Regions from separate parts of the Homo sapiens genome. Here region 1 is linked to region 2. Evidence: chromatin loops called from intact Hi-C (ENCODE). Cell type or tissue: mammary epithelial cell. All regions are shown on one strand. Links, peaks and the distances in the headings refer to the core of each region. The heading gives the core; the rest is flanking DNA.

Region 1 (9,022 bases), core at 601-8,600, 110 kb after region 2:
CTGGAGACTGTGAAGGGCAGCAGGTGAGGCGGTGGGTGAAGGATGAGACATTTCTTAGTGGGTACAATGCATGCTATTTAGGATGGCTTCATTAAAAGCCCAGACTTCACCATTGTGCCATATATTCATATATATGTGTATGCAGGTTTTTGTGTGGACATAAGTTTTCACTTCTTTTGGGTAAATCCCAAGGAGTGTGATTTCTGGATCCTATGGTAAGAGTATGTTTAGTTTTTTAAGAAAGCACTAAACTGTCTTCCAAAGTGGCTGTACTATTTTGTGTTCCTGCCATCAATGAATGAGAGTTCCTGTTGCTCCACATCCTTCTTCAGCATTTGCTGTTGTCCAGTGTTCCAGATTTTGGGCATTCTCATAAGTGTGTACTGGTATCTCATTGTTGTTTTAATTTGCATTTCCTTGAGGACATATGATGTGGAGCATCTTCTGATATGCTTATTTGTCACCTTCTGTATCTTCTTTGATGAGATATCTGTTAAGGTCTTTGGCCCATTTTCTAATTGTTTGGTTTGTGTTCTTATCGTTGAGTTTTAAGAGTTCTTTGTATGTTTTGGATAACATACAAAGTCTGATATGTCTTTTGTAAACATTTTCTCCCAGTCTGTGGCTTATCTTTTCATTCTCTTGACAATATCTTTCACAAAGAGAAATGTTAAATTTTAAAGAAGTCCAGCTTATGAATTCTTTCTTTCATGGATTGTGCCTTGGTGTTGCCATCTAAAAGTCATCACCAAAACCAAGATGATCAAATTTCCTCTTATGCTACCATCTAGGAGTTTTGTAACATTGTGTTTGCATGTAGGTCTATGATTCATTTTGAGTTATGTATCATCACTGTTTAGAAAAAAGGAACAGAGGAAAAGTAATACAAAAGGAATCAGGGACAACAATATTAATACAAGACAACAAAGAATTCTAAGAAAAGGGATTAAATGAAAAAGAAGAATATTTCTTATTGATTAGTGTGCAAGTCACCAAGATGCGGTAGTCTTATTCTTTTTTTTTCTTTTTCTTTTTTTTGAGACAGAATTTCGCTCTTGTTACCCAGGTTAGAGTGTAGTGGTGTCATCTTGGCTCACTGCAACCTCCTCCTCTTGGGTTCAAACGATTGTCCTGCCTCAGCCTCCAGAGTAGCTGGGATTACAGGTGCACGCCACCACATCCAGCTAATTTTTGTATTTTTAGTAAAGATGGGGTTTCATCATGTTGGCCAGGATGGTCTCGAAGTCCTGACCTCAGGTAATCCACCCTCCTTGGCCTCCCAAAGTGCTGGGATTACAGGTGTGAGCCACCAGGCCCAGCAATAATAGTCCTATCCTTATACACATAAGAACACAATTTTGAATTATATAAAGCAAACACTGAAAGAAATTAATGGAAACTGACAAACTTATATCACTTGGCAGGTTTTGGCAGAGTCTGCCCAGGAACTTCACAAAGCCATCAGATAACAAAACACCAGTAATGGCACAGAGCAGGGCGGGCAGATGCTGCCACAGCCCAGAAGCAGCCCCAGACACAAGTCCCCGTGAATGATGATGGCTGTGTCCAATAAACACTAACCTCCAGAAACAGGTGGCCAGCTGGATTTGGCTTAAAGACCATAATTTGCTGATTCCTGATATAAACTATTTGAAGGACACACTTAAATTTATTTATACACACATACATTCATAAATTCATGCCCAACCATAGAGAATACACATAAATTTCAAACATATTTGAGACATCCAAAAAACTGATCATTTGTTTTTGCTAAAATGAAAATCTCAGCAAATTAGCCTTAATAGGGGCCTTATCTTTTGCACCTGCTCATCAGGTTGAACCCTGTGAGCCCTTCCCCTGTGTCATGTCTGGAACAAACACTCTCCATAAACCCACCCTACTCCATCACACATCCAACCTCTCAGCCACTGCTGATCCCCCAGGAGAGCTCACAACAGGCTGGTCGTGAACAGGAATTTGGCTGGTTGATATCTTCATCTCCTCCATCGTTTTGGGGAGCTCCCCTCTCCCCAGTCTGAGGTAGAAGCAACATACTCCTGGGTCTCTAGAAGATCTCAAGTTGCTGGGGGAAGAGAACAGAAAGCAATTTGTTCTTTTTGCTGTATTTTATCCATTCATTTATGCTGTGAGTGCTGACTCTGTTCTGAGTGTGCAGGTGTCAGGGTGGCAGGGAGATGGATTGAAAGTGGACCGTGCTTTGAGCAATGCTCCGGCCCCAGGAGAGAACTCCAATGAGCCACTGGGTGGTGAGAGAGTGGAGTCGGACAGCGCCCGGAAGCCCCCAGGTCCCCAGGCAGTTCAGTGGCACTTTCTCTGTGAAGCCTTCTCCAGGCAGAGACATCATCCCCATGTCCCTGCGTGTCTCAGTGACAGCCCTGGCCACACATATGCTATGTTTGCTGCCACCCAGCCATGTCTTATATTGTGCCCCCAGCCTCCAGTGCAGAGAACTCCATAAACATTGGCCAAACTAGCAAGTGAGGCAGGTGTCTTCAGAAAGGTTCAGATAAAGTGTGTGAGAATTTGGAAGAGGAGAAATCACTTTTCAGGTGGGGGAACCAGGGGAAGCTTTGTAGGGGCGTCCTTTCAATAGGCCATAGAGCACTTCCAGGAGCCACGGTGAGAGGGACAGGGCAGAGGGAGCCACGGGAATGTTCCGAGACAGCCAGCTGTTCTGTTTGGGGTCCTTCTGGGTGGTGTTGGCCAGCTGCATCTCTGGACTCGTGCAGCAGTTGGGGGAGCGGGACAGAGAGACAGAGAGAGAGTTCTGCAGCATTCACAAGAGGTTATTAGGACTCAGTTCTGCTGTGAGCCATCCACACTGGAGGATGAGAACACCCAGCTGCAGCCCAGAGCCTGTGGTCCCACTGTTAGGTTTTGAAGGGAAGGCAAGGGTTAAAGAAAGACACAGAGAGAGTCGGTGGCTCTATGGCAACACAGGTTTTACATCCAGCACAAGACCTGAGGAGGTGGGGGACAAGCTTAATGCCAGAGCCCCCTGCCGCTTACAGGCTGGCGTAATTTATAGGTCTAGGTGGGGGTCTGGGCAGTATGGCTAGCTCGCCGGGAGGATATTGATAAGATGTTCCTGTGATCAGGCGGTTTGGACCTTTTTCCAGCGGGATGTGATAGGCTGTTTCTTGGACCTTTGCCCCGCAGGATATGATGGGGATGTTCCTTCAGTTGCGCCTTTGCCCAGCAGGGTATGATAAGGATGCTCTTGTGCCTTGCGGTCAGGTGGTTAGGCAGGATGTTTCTCACGGCCTGAATCCACATGGAATGTTTCACTCTGACCAGGGTCCGCAAAATGGCAGGGGGCTTACAAAATGGTGCAGTTTGGACTAACACCCACCATCCTGTCGAATGGGTTTGCTGGGAGGATTTACTGTCAATTCTGTTAGCCTGATAAGGGAGGTTGCTTTCTCGGAGGCCGCATACACAGACAGTGCTGGGAAGTGACCCATGCGTACCCTGAGAAATGTATCTGTTCAACCAAATTTCAAGTTGGCAATGATCATTCTTCGTCTCGCCCAATTTCAAGAGGAGGCTGGGCCCTGTAGGTTAAAACTGGAAAGCTGGAGAAAGCAGTGGAGGTCACTCCAGGAAGACTCCCTGGCCAAAGAGGACTGTAGGATTCTGACTTACAGTCAGGGCTGTTTCCGTTACAGTTGGCCCCAGTCAGAGACCCAGGATGAAACTCTGGCCCTGAGCGCGGAGAATAGGTTTTCTGTTTCCCAAGCTTCCACACGGTGGCGCCACCGAGCACCCACCTCGCCAGAGTTGCGAGGCGGTTCCACGTGGCTGGGCCGTCCTTGCCGGTTCTCGCCCTTATTTAGGTTGTGTGTCCCACTTCGGGCAGCAGTCTTGCAGCTTTTTAAAAAAGAGATCTTCACCAAAAGCTCCTGAAGGGCAGAGGGCTTTTCTTATTTAATTTGCATTCTTCTCTCTGCAATGCCTACCAGAGGGCGCTGCACAAAATCATGTATTGGGGATGCAATTGTTAATCGAGTTGGTAGAAACAGGAATAAATTAAAATAATTAAATTTTTAGTAATGGTGGGTTACGTAAATCTTGATGCCTATACACATGGAATCCCTGTGATGATACGAAATGGACATTTGGTCTTTGTCCCTGTTCCTGACACCAAGCGTCTGAAATCCTTGGAATCTCCCGAATGACAGGGGAGAGGGAGCATCTTTTGTTATTCATAACAACCCCCTTCCTGCCATACTGAGTGTGTGCTAATGAGGTGACTCTTGGTGGACCCCTAAATAGCTTCAGGATGGGGCTGGTTGCCAGAGGAAGCAACCATGTGATTACAGGGCTGGAGCTTTCAGCCCCAGGCTGGGCCTCCAGGGAGCGGCTGGGGAAGGACTTCAATCACCAGTGGCCAATTATTTAATCAACCATGCCTAAATGAAGTGACTGCCATAGAAACCCCAAACGATGGGGCTCAGAGAGCTGTCGGGCTGCTGAGTGGGTGGGGTGCCAGAAGGGTGGGCGCCTGGGGTGGGCCTTGAAGCTCCGTGCTGCCCCTCATACATGGCCCTGCGTGTCTCTTCCACGTGGCTTTTCCTGAGTTGCATTCTTTGTAGTAAACCAGTAATCATGAGTAAAGTGCCTCCCTGAGTCCCGTGAACTCTTGTAGCAGATTATCTAACCTGAGGAGGGGATTTGTAGGAACCTCCAATTTTAGCCAGTTAGTCAGAAGTATGGGCGGTCAGGTGCTGCGACTGGCATCTGAAGTGGGGGCAGTGTTGTGGGGCTGAGCCTTCACCTTGTGGGGTCTGTGCTAACTCTGGGTAGTTAGGATCAGAACGGAATTGCATGATACCCCGACAGTGTTCAGACAGTTGGAGAATTGGTTGGTGTGGGGATTTTTAAAAAAGGAAATATAACCCCCACACATTTGGCATCAGAAGTGTTGTGAGTCAGAATGGTTCAGGAATTCCATACAATGTAGCTATCTAGAATCAAGCACTCAGAAAATATTTAAGAACTGGGGAAATGTTTTAAAAATAGTCCTAATTGAAAAAGCAGATGATAAAGCAGCCGGGAAAAGGCAAAGCCGTGCCACAGGGTGGACGTGGAGTGGGGGTGGGGAGGGGGTTAATGTGACATGATTGCTCCACATGAGACAAGGCCACAGAACTCAGGAAACAAAGCTTGTTTTGAGCAAGAGTCCTGTCAGATTTTGACAGGAGGCAGAGCAGAGAGAAGATATCTTTACATAGGTGAAGCTAACAGTTCATGATAAAGTGTTCTCAGCCTTCACATTCACAGTCAACAGATTTTCAACAAGCCCGCCAAGCCAATTCAATGGAGAAAGAATAGTCTTTCCAACAAATGATGCTGGGACAAGTGGACAGCCACATGCAAAATAATGAAGCTGGACCCCTTCCTTCCTTCATACGCACAAATTAACTCAGAATAGGTCACAGCCCTACACATAAGAGCTAAAACAAACTCTTAGAAGAAAATATAGAAGTAAATCTTCAAGACTGAGGTCTTGAATATCTTTGCATATGCTACTGAGGCTTTATGACTTTACTTTCCACAGTTAGACCTACAATCCACTTGGAATTGTCATTTTGTCTGCTTGTGTGGTCTAGTTTCATGAGCATGAGCATCCAGTTGATCCAGTAAAATGTATTGAGAAGCTTGTGCTCAGCAGTGCCACTTTTGTCACAGAATAAATATACCATACGTGTGTGTCTTTTTCTCAGGCCTCTATTTAGTTCTGTTGATCTATGTGACTGTCATTGAACCAGCCCAGCAGTATCTGTTACCAGGGCTATTGTGATAAATCTTAACATCTAGTACTGTAGATCCTCCCATCTTTTTCATAATTGTCTTGGGTATTATTGGCCTTTCCATATGTTTTTTAGAGTTAACTTGTCAATTTCTACAAAAATTCCAGCAAGGACTTTGGGATTGGGATTGCACTGAATCTACAGGTTGTGTTTGGGAGAACTGACAGCTTTACAATAGCAGAGTGTTCCAGTCCATGAACGTGGTATATCCCTTACTAAAAACCTTTCAGTCGTTTCCCATCCTGCTTAAAGTTCAAATTTTGCGAAGTCCTCATTGGCTTGTCCTCTGCCTGCCGCTCAGACCTCATTTCCTGTCTCTCTGAACTCCATTTACACCACTCCAGCCCTTCTTTCTGCCCCTCCGTCAGCCCAGGCTGGCTCCTACCTGAGCACTTCTGTTCCAGCTCTTTCCTCTAACCATCGAGCCCTTCTCCTGCTCTCCCCAAGGTTGGATCCCCTGTTATTTATTCTGAGCCAAATATAAGTGACCGTGGCCCATGACACAGGCCGAGGAGGGTGGATCACCTGAGGTCAGGAGTTGGAGACCAGCCTGGCCAACATGGCAAAACCCCATCTCTTCTAAAAATACAAAAATTAGCCAGGTGTGGTGGTGGGTGCCTGTATTCCCAGCTACTCGGGAGGCTGAAGCAGGAGAATCACTTGAACCCAGGAGGCAGAGGTTACAGTGAGCTGAGATCGCACCACTGCACTCCAGCCAGGGAGATAGAGCGAGACTCGGTCTCAAAAAAAAAAAAGAAAGAAAGAAAGATTTAAAAGGTCTGTAAAGAAGAAAGTATGAATAAGCTAGTGAGAACTGGCAAAAATCCCAAAAGGAGCCTCAATATTTAATCAGTATAACCTGATTCATTGTATTGAGTACTATACTACATTTCTTTAATTTTTAAGATAATTGCTTTATCCTCTCCACCCCAACTCCACTGCCCTCTTAGCTAGCAATTGAATATTATCCTTCTTGAGGTCTTTCCAATCCTTGAGTTTTCTAAAACCCTGGGTGGGAGCGGGCTTGGGGTCAGGGGTGCTTAAGGGTCAATTGTGGGTAAACTTCTGAAGACTAAATTATGATTTTTTTTATCTTGCCCAAATTCCTATCTAAAGAATCTGAGGAGTCAACCCCTACAAACCATAAATTCTCATCAGATGGGTTTGATTTAACCCTATATATCATGACTTACTTTCCATGCTGACTCTGGTATAACATTACAAGGCAAGGAGGAAAATCAAAATATTTTACCCCAAAAACATGTTTCTTTGTCACAAGTTGAAATGGCCCTGCAAGCTTTGTCCTTTTAGGGGAAAATTCACATCTGTGAAAAATCTCTATTAACATAGCTAGACCTTTTTCTTCCAGGCCCCTCCAATTCTGAATAGATTAGCTAAGAGTCTAGCACCTTTTGAAGGGTCTGAATACCAAACATTTTGCCAACTCTTCTTTCTAAGGGCAACCGCTATGAGACTTCAAAAGAACATTGGTCTCCACAATCTTTTATCTTAACCTGAACATTTTCTTTCGATTTATCCCAGGTCCTTCCTCTCCATTAGCCTGCCCAGCATACCTGGAGCCCCTGCAGATGGCAAGCTATGGGATGTAAAAGCTAGAAAGCACATCCTCTTCCCTAAAGGCAAGCACTTGCTAATCACAGGTCTTACCTGAGGGAAGGGAATGAGAAGTCTTGTCTTTGAATGAAGATTGAAGTGTCTTGAACAGCACAAAGGATACAACTGGAATGGCTGTGAGAGGCCACTCATGAGAGGCAAAGCAGGTGGGAGTTGGAAGTGGTGGGCCAGGACTTTGGGCAATTTATCTTAGCAATCACTTGACTCCAATGACACCAGGCATGGAAAAGCCAATGCTGAATAGAATAACACTGGAAAATGAGGGTGAGTGGTTCACTGTGGCCCCAATCCAAAAGAAATAGTTTAATAGGGGAATTTCAGTAACAAGCTGGAGGTGAGATACTTCGAGGTATAGGACTTTTTCTTGTCCCTCAAATCCCCGTTTTTGACCAAATAATGCATATATATGCCACTTTGGGTTAGTTTGGATCCTCCAAGAAGAGGCCAAGACAAGATTAGGCATGCAAAAATGTTATTAGAGGAAACACCTGTGAAGGATGACTGGGGAGGAAGAAGATAGCAAGAGAAGGAAGGGAAAGCCTTCAGACTTCAATGCAAGCCTGAAACCTGAGAAGGGACCCGGGAGGAAGGAGAATTGGGTAAGAAGAGTCTCAGACTACAGCATAGTTCCAAGAAAGGGTTAGCCATGCGTGTTGGGAGTCCCCAAGCCAGTCATCCATGGAGGACCCCCACGTCTTTCAGTAACAGGCCCACTTGGTATTCCTGCCATGCTCAGTCATTGCCTGAGAGAAGCCCCACAGGAAGTGTGGCCCAAGTACAAAAGTTTTGGTGGATCCCAGCAGCAGGGGCAGCCGCTGGGATTGTCAATCCACTATGCCACCTCTAGCAGGAGAGCCCTGTAACAGGCATATTTTTATAACCTCTGTAGTCCACTTCTTGTCCATCACAGATCTGCTTTTCCACATTGGCTAGAGAAGAGCTCCTCCATGGTTACCATGGGCCTCTTTCCCCAAAGCATAACTCAGAAGACAGAGACTAGGGAGTGAATTACCGCCCATCATTGTAGCTGGTCTCTGGGATACAGCTGGTACTCCTCTCCTTCCTCTTCTATGCACTCTAAATTCCCCTCACCCTTCACTATCACCTTGGCAGATCTTAATGATGTTCCTAATGGTATAACCCAAACCTTTATTTCTGAAGATGCTGAGTCCTTGACCATCATCTCATTCTCAGACCAGAGTTTCTGCACTTATCTATTCACAGTTACAATGGGGCAAGGGAGTAACAGGAAGTGGCCAAGTGAATCACTTGGGTTCTACACATATTCCTCCCTGCCTCCATTGTGTAACAGCAGCCCTATCTCCTGTGGATCAACATCAATTATTCCTGCCCCAAGATTGACTCATCTTCTGCCCTGTTGGTCCCCTTTCCCCAGTTGGTCCCCTGTTGACCTCCTCTACCCTGTTGGTGCCCTGGTAGCAGCTGTAGCTTGTAGTTCAATGCAGCCTTGTTGTGTCCCCTGGCAAGAATGTGCCTCCTCTGGGGACAAAGATCTTCAACCTTTCAGAACCAAGAGTTGTGGGGATAAA
Region 2 (9,022 bases), core at 536-8,535:
CGTGAACAAATAACATAGAACAAATGATAGCCAAACTATGGATACTCATATTTGGGTATGCGGCATACATTTTCTTGAAAATTAACAAAGTGAGCCTTTCACTTCCGGGAAAACAACTACAATTTGTTAGCATAATAAAATTGGAGCTTTCAGTCAAAAATTTGAATTTTGGAAAATTTGTGTCTGCCACCATGAGTTTGACAGCTTCCCAATATTTGAAGACTACTGACAGGATCAGTGGTGATATTAACAAATGTGGTGGGGCTTTTTTGCTTTTTTTGTTTTGTTTTGTTTTGTTTGTTTTTGAGACGGAATCTATCTCTGTCGCCCAGGCTGGAATTCAGTGGCATGATCTCTGCTCGCTGCAACCTCTGCCTCCCGGGTTCAAGTGATTCTCCTGCCTCAGTGTCCCAAGTAGCTGAGACTACAGGCATGTGCTACCACACATGGCTAATTTTTTGTATTTTTAGTAGAGATGGTGTTTCATAGTGTTAGCCAGGATGGTCTCGATCTCCTGACCTCATGATCTGCCCGCCTCAGCCTCCCAAAGTGCTGGGATTACAGGCGTGAGCCACCACGCCCGGCCAAATGTGGTTTATTTATATGTGTGTGTGATATATATAAATATGTATATATAGAGAGTAATAAATGATGTCAGCATTTAGAAGACGTACATAACTCAGTCAACCAATATTTTCCAAATGATCAATATATGAAGTCACAAAGTTTGGATAAAAGATCCATTAAATTTTAAGAGGGACCAATTGATTCTAATGTAACAGAGAACAAATAATTCATTGATATGGTTTCAGACTTTACGTTGCAACTAACCTTTGAGAAACCATCACTTGTTGGGTTTTGATGTAATATGAGAGAAGAATATCCACAATTATATATTTAAAGGCTATTAATGTATTCATCCCCTTTGCAACTACTTATCTGTGGGAGATTGGATTTTCTTCAAATCTTCAACCAAAGCAACATACAGCAATACCTTGTATGCAGAAGTAGATGTGATAAACCAGCTGTCTTCTTTGAAGCCATACAGTAAAAAGGTCTGCAAAAATGTGAAAAAAAAACACTCTTCTCACTAGCTTTTGACATATATATATAATTATTTTTAATTGTTTAAAAACGTGGTAATACGTAATGTGTTTATTAATGGTACTTTAAGTGAGTTAATAAATCATTTTAAATTTTTTAAACTTTTAATGTAGTAAATACTGATACATCTAATCCACAAAAGCTCTTTGGGATACTCAATAACTTCTATGAATACATATAAAAGGGTCCAGAGAGCAAAAAGATTAAAAACCTGGGGCCAAAGGAATCCCACAGGCTGTCCTGATGCAGATAGGCCACAAGGTGGCAGCATGCGCCCTCTGATAACTCCGGAGTCACCTTTCACTCACTAGGAGTCTCTGAGCAACCTCTTTTATCCATCACTCCCTTCCACTTCCTTCCTTACCTTCATGCTTCTGTGTGGCACGTCTTTTTTTTTTCTAACTAGCTTTATCCACCAACGCCTTCATAATTACAGGGCATAGCCATCTCCTAAGCATAAGTTCTGGCCAAACCAAGCCAGTCATTCATTTTATTCTGCAAACATTTGTCAGGTGTCACTCATATGCAAAGCTTATCATCCAGGGATGAGTACATTGAGAACACTGCTCTCAAGTAGTTAATAATATAATGAGGGAGACAGATCCAAACGCCAGTGATTATAATGCCTGCTGAGTGTGAAAACCCTTTATTCTTTACAAAGGGCTGTGGACTTCAAAGGGAGTCCTGAGAGCAGAGGATGCCAAAAGCCAGATGCTGAGATACTCGCCAAAAATTTCTGCAGAGATCTGGAACCTAGGGACATAGTGAGCGCAAAAGCCAGGTTCCCAAGAGATCGGGGAGGAGAAAGGGTTGGAGCAACAGAAGCCAGGCAACAAAAGGGAATGCCAGCTTTCTCAATTTTGAAGGTGGCATGTCTGAGAAATTAGGAGGATGATGAGCAGAGGCAGCCAAGGTGGAGACAGGGGGAGAGGTCCAGACTTGGGGAAGCTTAGGTTGAATGTCTAAGAAGCCAGATCATTGGAGGGTCCTCACTGTGGATGCTGGAGCAGCCCAGCATGGGGGCAGGGAGTGCGGCTGCTCTCAGCAGAGGGCCTCAGAGACCTCAGGATGGCCAGTCAAGGGAGGCCACAAGGATGCCAGGGGTGGTCAAAGCTTGATGTGGACTGAGCCCAAACGTGGTAGAACAATGGTCTGAAGCTACCCGTGGATAGCTTCTGTAAGTCATCCTAATGCACTAGAGTCTAGAATGAGCACTGGGGAAATGGGGGATGTTAGGGCGCTTGTGGTTAGGAGACCCGTACCCAGAGATCTCCAAGGAAGAGCACTTGGGACTCCCAGCAAGGAGGAAGACAGGGAGTGGAGGAATAGGCAGCAGGCTGTGCGCAGCCTGAGTGGGGCTGGGCCTCAGGCATCAGAGTCCCTGTGAGGAGAGGGACCTGACTTCACCTGCAGGTGGAGCAAGTAAGCCAGGAGACAGTGTCCAGGGGCCATGAGGCTAGTAGTAGTCATGAAGCCCACCAAGAGTCCATCAAAACTTGGAATCTGTGCTAGAAATGACCTAAGGGTCAGCTGTCCCAATCTCCTCATGTAATGGATAAGAAAATGGAGGCCCGAACATGGAAATCACTTCTAAAGACCACCAGCAAGTCTGAGAAAGCTAAGGACTAAAACCAGCTCAGTCCCTCAGTCCGGGTCCCACTGTGTGCCTGCTGTAACACCCCCATTACAACACAGGAGGGGTAAAGCTCCCTGAAAGACCACAGTGGGAGCTGCAGAGAAGGGAAAGACAGACCCGCAGTGGGTCCCAGGCATCTGGGAAAGAGCACAGTGATTTGATGGTAGCTGCAGGAACCTCTGCCTGCTTGTTTGTTTACTTGCTTGGTTGTTTGTTTGTTTGAAATGGAGTCTCACCCTGCCACCCAGGCCAGAGTGCAATGGCGCGATCTTGGCTCACTGCAACCTCTGCCTCCCAGGTTCAAGCGGTTCTCCTACCTCAGCCTCCTGAGTAGCTGGGATTACAGGTGCGCACCACCACACCCGGCTAATTTTTTGTATCTTTAGTAAAGATGGAGGTTTCACCATGTTGGCCATGCTAGTCTCGAACTCCTGACCTTGTGATCCACCCGCCTCGTGCTCCCAAAGTGCTGGGATTACAGGCGTGAGCCACCGTGCCCGGCCACTTATTTGTTTTTTAACCCAAAAAGCCACACCCTTTTCTCCCAGTGAAAACCTCGAGTCATTGTACAGAGCCAGGAAAATTGGCCCACCCACTTCATGCCCTAGCAGAAGGCTCCGACTTTCCCTGGAAAATCAGTACCCAGAGGGGAAGACCCCCATCCCACCATCCCTCAGTCCAACCTCTGGCCTCGGCTGGCAGTGAGGAGGCAGGTGGGTGTCGGCCACCTACTGATCATGCCAGGAATTGTCTGCTCCGGTCAGAACCAGAATGGCTCAGCCCTGGCCTCACCTGCGCCTGGGCTAGCCTGGAACCTGGGGGCCTGCAGTGGCCTTCTAAGATGGGGGCCCACTGTCAGCATCAGATCCCCCAAGTGCAGATTCCCGTCTGTTTTGAAACCCTGACCAGCTGCTCATTCCCACCCACTGCTGAGCCTTCTCTCCCCCAACTCCCTATTTTACTTTCATTCTGAATCAGCACTAAATGACCACAGTCAGTGGCTCTGCAGAAAGTCACAGAACAGAGGGTGACAGGCCAGTGTTTATGTCACATTCACTCATTTCATCATTGATTCATGCACTCCTGAATTTATTCAATCAACAAGCGTTCATCCAGTGCCTCTGAGCCAGCCCTTGCCTGGTGCTAAGACTTTGGAGGGTAGCAGGCAGCATCCCTGCCTAGAGGAGCCACAGTGGTGTGGAGGAATCAGAAAGTCCACCTGAAAGTTGAGAGCTCCATGACAAAGCAGAGATGCCTGCCGCACACCATCACTCAGGGTTTGAGTCACACACACCCTGCTTCATTGTCATGCTTTTTTTGTTTTTATTTTAAATTAATGGACAAATTGTATTAAACAGGAATTTTCATATAAAGCTTCAGATGTCCTGGGCCCTCAGGAGGTCCAAGAACATCTGGTCTACTTTCCCACGTGGCAGCCCTGGCCTGACACTGGCTGTCCCTTCAAGGTAGGAACGTTCTCATTCCCCACAGTTGCCACCACTGTCCAGTGTCCCCAACCCTGAGGCCCCATATCAGTGGCCACAAGTTGCCCTACTGCTGCCGTTGATGTTCTCATGCCCCACCAGCTTCACCTTGGGTCTGGTTCCCGCAAGGGTGAGTTGGAGATCCTTGGTCCTGAGTGAGAAGTGCTTTGTCAGAGGCAGCAGAGGGCGCCATGGGAGCACACAGGAAGGGCGCCTGGGGCTGTGCAGGGACTGCAGAACAGGCTGCACTGGCACACAGGGTTGGCTGCTGGCTGCTGGCTGCTGGCTGCTGGCTGGGTTTCCTCTATTAGCTTAAACAATGGAAGGTGGACTTGGATAGGAAATCTACCTCATGTATTCCTGAGCTGTGTCTGCACCGTTCATTCATTCGTAGGCGACTCATGTATTCAAGCACTCATTTATTTATTAGATGCTTGCTGTGTGCTTAGCACTGTGCCAAGCCCTGTCCTTAGCTACCAAGAGTTTAAAACGTAATTTGGAAGACAGGATATAAGATTATGTCTCCCCTTTGTATTGCGACTCACTCATCAAGTTCTCCCAGCATCTAGCATTCATATCTGGCACTCAGTAGGTGCTCAACAAATATTTGTTGCATAAATGAATGAAAAGATTATTAGTAATAATACCTTTTATTTACTGAGCTCTTCCCAACTTTCCATGTATTGTCGCAATCCTCAAGGTAAGTCCTGATATTATCCTATTTTATTGATAAGAAAAGTAAGGCACAGAGAAGTTAAGTAAACTGCCTAAGGTCACACAGACAGTCTGAAGTCTTAACCACTACTCCAGGTGCATCTCAGCAGTGTGAGGCAGGCCATGCTTAGGGCCAATGCTTAGCACACACAGAGATTGCCTCAGGCTTTCAGAGGACAAAGCAGTCAGGAGGGGCTGGGGCAATAAAGGAAGGCTTCATGGAGACAGAACAAAATAACCAGTGCAGGTAGAAGAAGAGAACCATCTTTCCTGATAGAGAGAGGGGGCAGCAAGCAAGAGGGAGTCCCAGGGTGGATCATCCATACTGGCTTCCAGGGGTGACGGGAAAGGATGCCAGCAAGGACTTCAGCAAGGATCAATCAGCAAATCCGAGGGTGTCTCTCTTGCCAAGCCCCGGGCTGTGTGCATAGGAGAAGGAGAACATGAATGAGAACCTACCTTTGAGGATCTACAGCCAATTGTTGGACAGAGGCAAAATATGTATATAATTTTACTCCAGGAAAGCAAGTGTTGAGAGCCAGAAGTGGTATGAGAATCATAGTCAGGAAGACAGAAACTGTTTCCAAATGGGAAGCACAGAGCAGTCTCCTTGGAAGAGAGTGCATTAGAACTGAGCCGTGGGGGCGGGCAGGATATCACTGTGGAGTAGGGGAAGGGCACTCCTGGGGTGGCAAGGTGGGAGGTGGGCCCTGTGTTCCCACAGTGGGCAGGGAGGTAGTGAAAGGGAAGCTGGCCGGACAGGCAGGGCCATTCCAAGAGGGCTTTGTGCGCAGGGCTAAGCCAAGCTTTCTCCATAGGCAATGGGGAGCAACTGGAGGTTCGTAGCAGGAGAAGGACACATCTTGCCCACCAGGAGGCTAAGTAAAAACAGTTGTCTCCCAAGTTATAAGTTCCTGGAACCCTTGCTGGGAGCAGGATTTAGAAAAATGATGCTGAGAGATGCTAGAAACATATTCGCCCTGAGGCTCTCTCACTCAGACTGCAAGAGGAAGGTATCATCAGAATTGCCCTTAACCAGGAACCAGAATAGCTGGGTCCCCTTCCTGCCAAGTCAGCAACCAGCTATGTGACCTTGCTCAGGTCCATCTCCGGGTGTCAGTTTCTTCATCTACAATGCAAGAGGGTTGCCCACCTCTGAGAACCCTTCTAACCCCAAATCTCACCCTATGAATCTAAGAACACCAACCCCTCGCCATCCTAAGTATCACAGAGCCAGGCAAGCATGGGTGAGAGCTCAGACCATCCTTGTTGGACTAAAAGGAAGGGGCAGACTGCCCATGGGGGGCAGCCGAGAGGGTCAGGCCCCCATAGGTCCTCAGCCTGCTTCAACCTCAAAGGGGATGGGGGGCTGAGTGGTGCCAGAGGAGCAGCAGGCTCGCTCGGGGAGAGTAGGGCCTTAGGATAGAAGGGAAATGAACTAAACAACCAGCTTCCTCCCAAACCAGTTTCAGGCCAGGGCTGGGAATTTCACAAAAAAGCAGAAGGCGCTCTGTGAACATTTCCTGCCCCGCCCCAGCCCCCTTCCTGGCAGCATTACCACACTGCTCACCTGTGAAGCAATCTTCCGGAGACAGGGCCAAAGGGCCAAGTGCCCCAGTCAGGAGCTGCCTATAAATGCCGAGCCTGCACAGCTCTGGCAAACACTCTGTGTGGCTCCTCGGCTTTGGTAAGTGAGCTGCCAGCTTCCCCAGGCAGAAGCCTGCCTGCCGATTCCTTCTTTCCTTCCCTGACCCAACTTCCTTCCAAATCCTCCTCCTAGAAGCCCTCCTTGGTTGGCCCTGCCTACTTTAAAGCTTCTTTCACATTTTCTTAGGTCATGTTCCCCTGGGGCCTCCTGCCCTCAAATGCTTTGCTTTTTGGCACTCTGTAGATATTCTAAAAAATCATTTTGTACATGTGTGTGACAGGCCATCTCCCAGTTAAGTTGCAGCCTGTGCTTTCTTTTTATTTTGCACTTCCCCCACTATTTCTGTGAGTGCTTAGTAGGAAGTGTCAAAGAAGCTTGACAGCATTTTCTTCTAAGTGTCCCAACTCTTGGTTTTCCATTACACAGACAGAGTGCAAGACGATGACTTGCAAAATGTCGCAGCTGGAACGCAACATAGAGACCATCATCAACACCTTCCACCAATACTCTGTGAAGCTGGGGCACCCAGACACCCTGAACCAGGGGGAATTCAAAGAGCTGGTGCGAAAAGATCTGCAAAATTTTCTCAAGGTAGGGCTGGACTCTGGCAGGTCTGACCCAGCCTCACCGCAGTTTGGGTTGACAAGGGAGGATGGGAGTATGGGCTACAGCAATCAAGGGGAAGATTTGAGCTCCTGGAGCCCAGCCCCAAGACGCAGCGAGTGTCCTGTTATACAGGGCAGGTGCTCACAGTTACACAGGACGACAGGGTCAAGAAATTGCTCAATTGAACACCTGCTATTTGTCGGGCCCTGTTCTGGGCAGAGGGATGTAGTGGTAAATGGGGAGCCCACTATTCCAGTGGAGGGAGACACACAGTAAAGTTGTTGGCCAATAAAGAGCACAGATAAAGCCAAATGCCAATAAGTGCCTGGAAGAAAATGAGATAGAGTGCGCTGTGGGCAATGGGGCTGGGTGGGGTGGAGGTGACCAGTTAGGGTACATGAGAAGGGCCTCTTTGAGGAGGTAACATTTGAGCTGAGCCCCGAATGTTGGGGAGGGAAGCCCCTGAGGATGACACTTGGCACAAAGCTGAGGAGACCCTAAGCCTCAGGCGGGAACTTGGGGTGGAAGACTTGGGGGCTTTTCTAATCCTAAGGGTCTGCGGTGGAAAATGAATGCATAAAGAGCACATGGAGAGCACCTGCACAGCACTCAGGGAACTGGGAGGTTTTTCCCCCGCTCCAAAAATGATTAGGCAGTTCTAAGAAAAAGGCTGAGCACTTCCAACAGCCTTTTTGTTTTCTTTTCAAATTTGGGGAAAGTCGGGAAACAGAGGCCTGCATTAAGAAGGGTGGAACACATGGGTCTCAGTCTCAGTTCCAGTCCCGGAGCCAGACATCCTGGGGTAGGTCCCCAGCCCTCCCAGTGCCCCTCCCTCCGCCTTGGTAAGGTGGAGAATTGCAGCCTTCAGAGTTAGGGGCCCTGACAGCTCTCCATAGGTGGAGGCCTCAGGCAGGCAGGATGCTGGGTGGGGTAGGCAAGAAAGGGCCCAGCAGAGAGGCCGCATGGCAAAACTATCCTCCATGTGACCCCCTATGCCCGCTTCACCCCCCACCTGACATCCCCCACCAGAAGCAAAGCGATGCTGTGGGAAAGGAAGCAGAGCCTCATGGATGGGCTGCACAGGAGAGTGCTCGCATTGGCTGGGTACCCCACAGGTTCTGGGAGGGGACTTAGCGAGGTGACTCAGCCAGAGGGTGGCAGAGCTGGAACCAACCAGTGCTCTCTTGGACCCCGCCTGGGTCTGGGTCTTCCACCTCCCCTGATGTCTCTCCTTTTTTTTTTTTTTTTTTTTTTTTTGAGACAGAGTTTCGCTCTTATTGCCCAGGCTGGAGTGCAACGGCACAATCTCGGCTCACCACAACCTCCACCTCCTGGGTTCAAGCGATTCTCCTGCTTCAGCCTCCAGAATAGCTGGGATTACAGGCATGCACCACCATGCCTGGCTAATTTTGTTATTTTTTGTAGAGACAAGGTTTCTCCATGTTGGTCAGGCTGGTCTCGAACTCTTGACCTTAGGTGATCTGCCTGCCTCGGCCTCCCAAAGTGCTGGGATTACAAGCATGAGCCACCCTGTCCGACCATCTCCCCTTTTATACTTTATCACACCCTTGAGGTCAGCGGAGCACATACTCTGCTCTCTGACCCTCCATCTCCCCTGCCCACACCTAGTTTTTCTAGGTGTTTCCCCGTTGTATTGGTTGAAATAAGTTTCACTAATTGGTAACCTCCAGAGGGAAGGGAAGGGAGGGCAGGGGAAGGAGTGAAGTGCAGAGGGGTAGCAGAGTGGAACTGGCCTCTAAGTCAGATCTGAATTTGCATGCCCTCAATAGTCAAGCTGTGAAAACTAATGACCCTCTCTAGGACTGGTTT

Evidence for each region. A loop is a pair of places that touch in the nucleus more often than their neighbours do. Peaks named below come from ENCODE experiments on the same cell type or tissue, not always from the same donor. Only the 100,000 strongest peaks of a DNase experiment are listed, where the experiment ranks them.
Region 1: a loop joins it to region 2, with 8 times the contacts of the local background. A loop is called at or near these places in 3 of 110 quality-filtered maps.

What each region holds. Positions count from the first base shown.
Region 1 is chr1:153,462,145-153,471,166 of GRCh38, forward strand. LOC124904422 (a long non-coding RNA gene) reads right to left here and starts at 3,966. Exons shown (of 2, transcript XR_007066629.1): 1 at 3,795-3,966; 2 at 1,650-2,086. In mammary epithelial cell, for the core only: a CTCF peak has its summit at 3,767 (motif pointing right); no DNase peak of the experiment used is centred there.
Region 2 is chr1:153,351,257-153,360,278 of GRCh38, forward strand. S100A9 (S100 calcium binding protein A9) reads left to right here and starts at 6,598. Exons shown (of 3, transcript NM_002965.4): 1 at 6,598-6,625; 2 at 7,013-7,177. The coding sequence starts at 7,028. RefSeq lists silencers at 1,420-1,469, 2,495-2,544. In mammary epithelial cell, for the core only: CTCF peaks have their summits at 1,353 (motif pointing right), 2,525 (motif pointing right), 3,466 and 4,401 (motif pointing right); DNase peaks (open chromatin) are centred at 4,425 and 6,495; H3K4me3 peaks cover 130 bases; H3K27ac peaks cover 468 bases.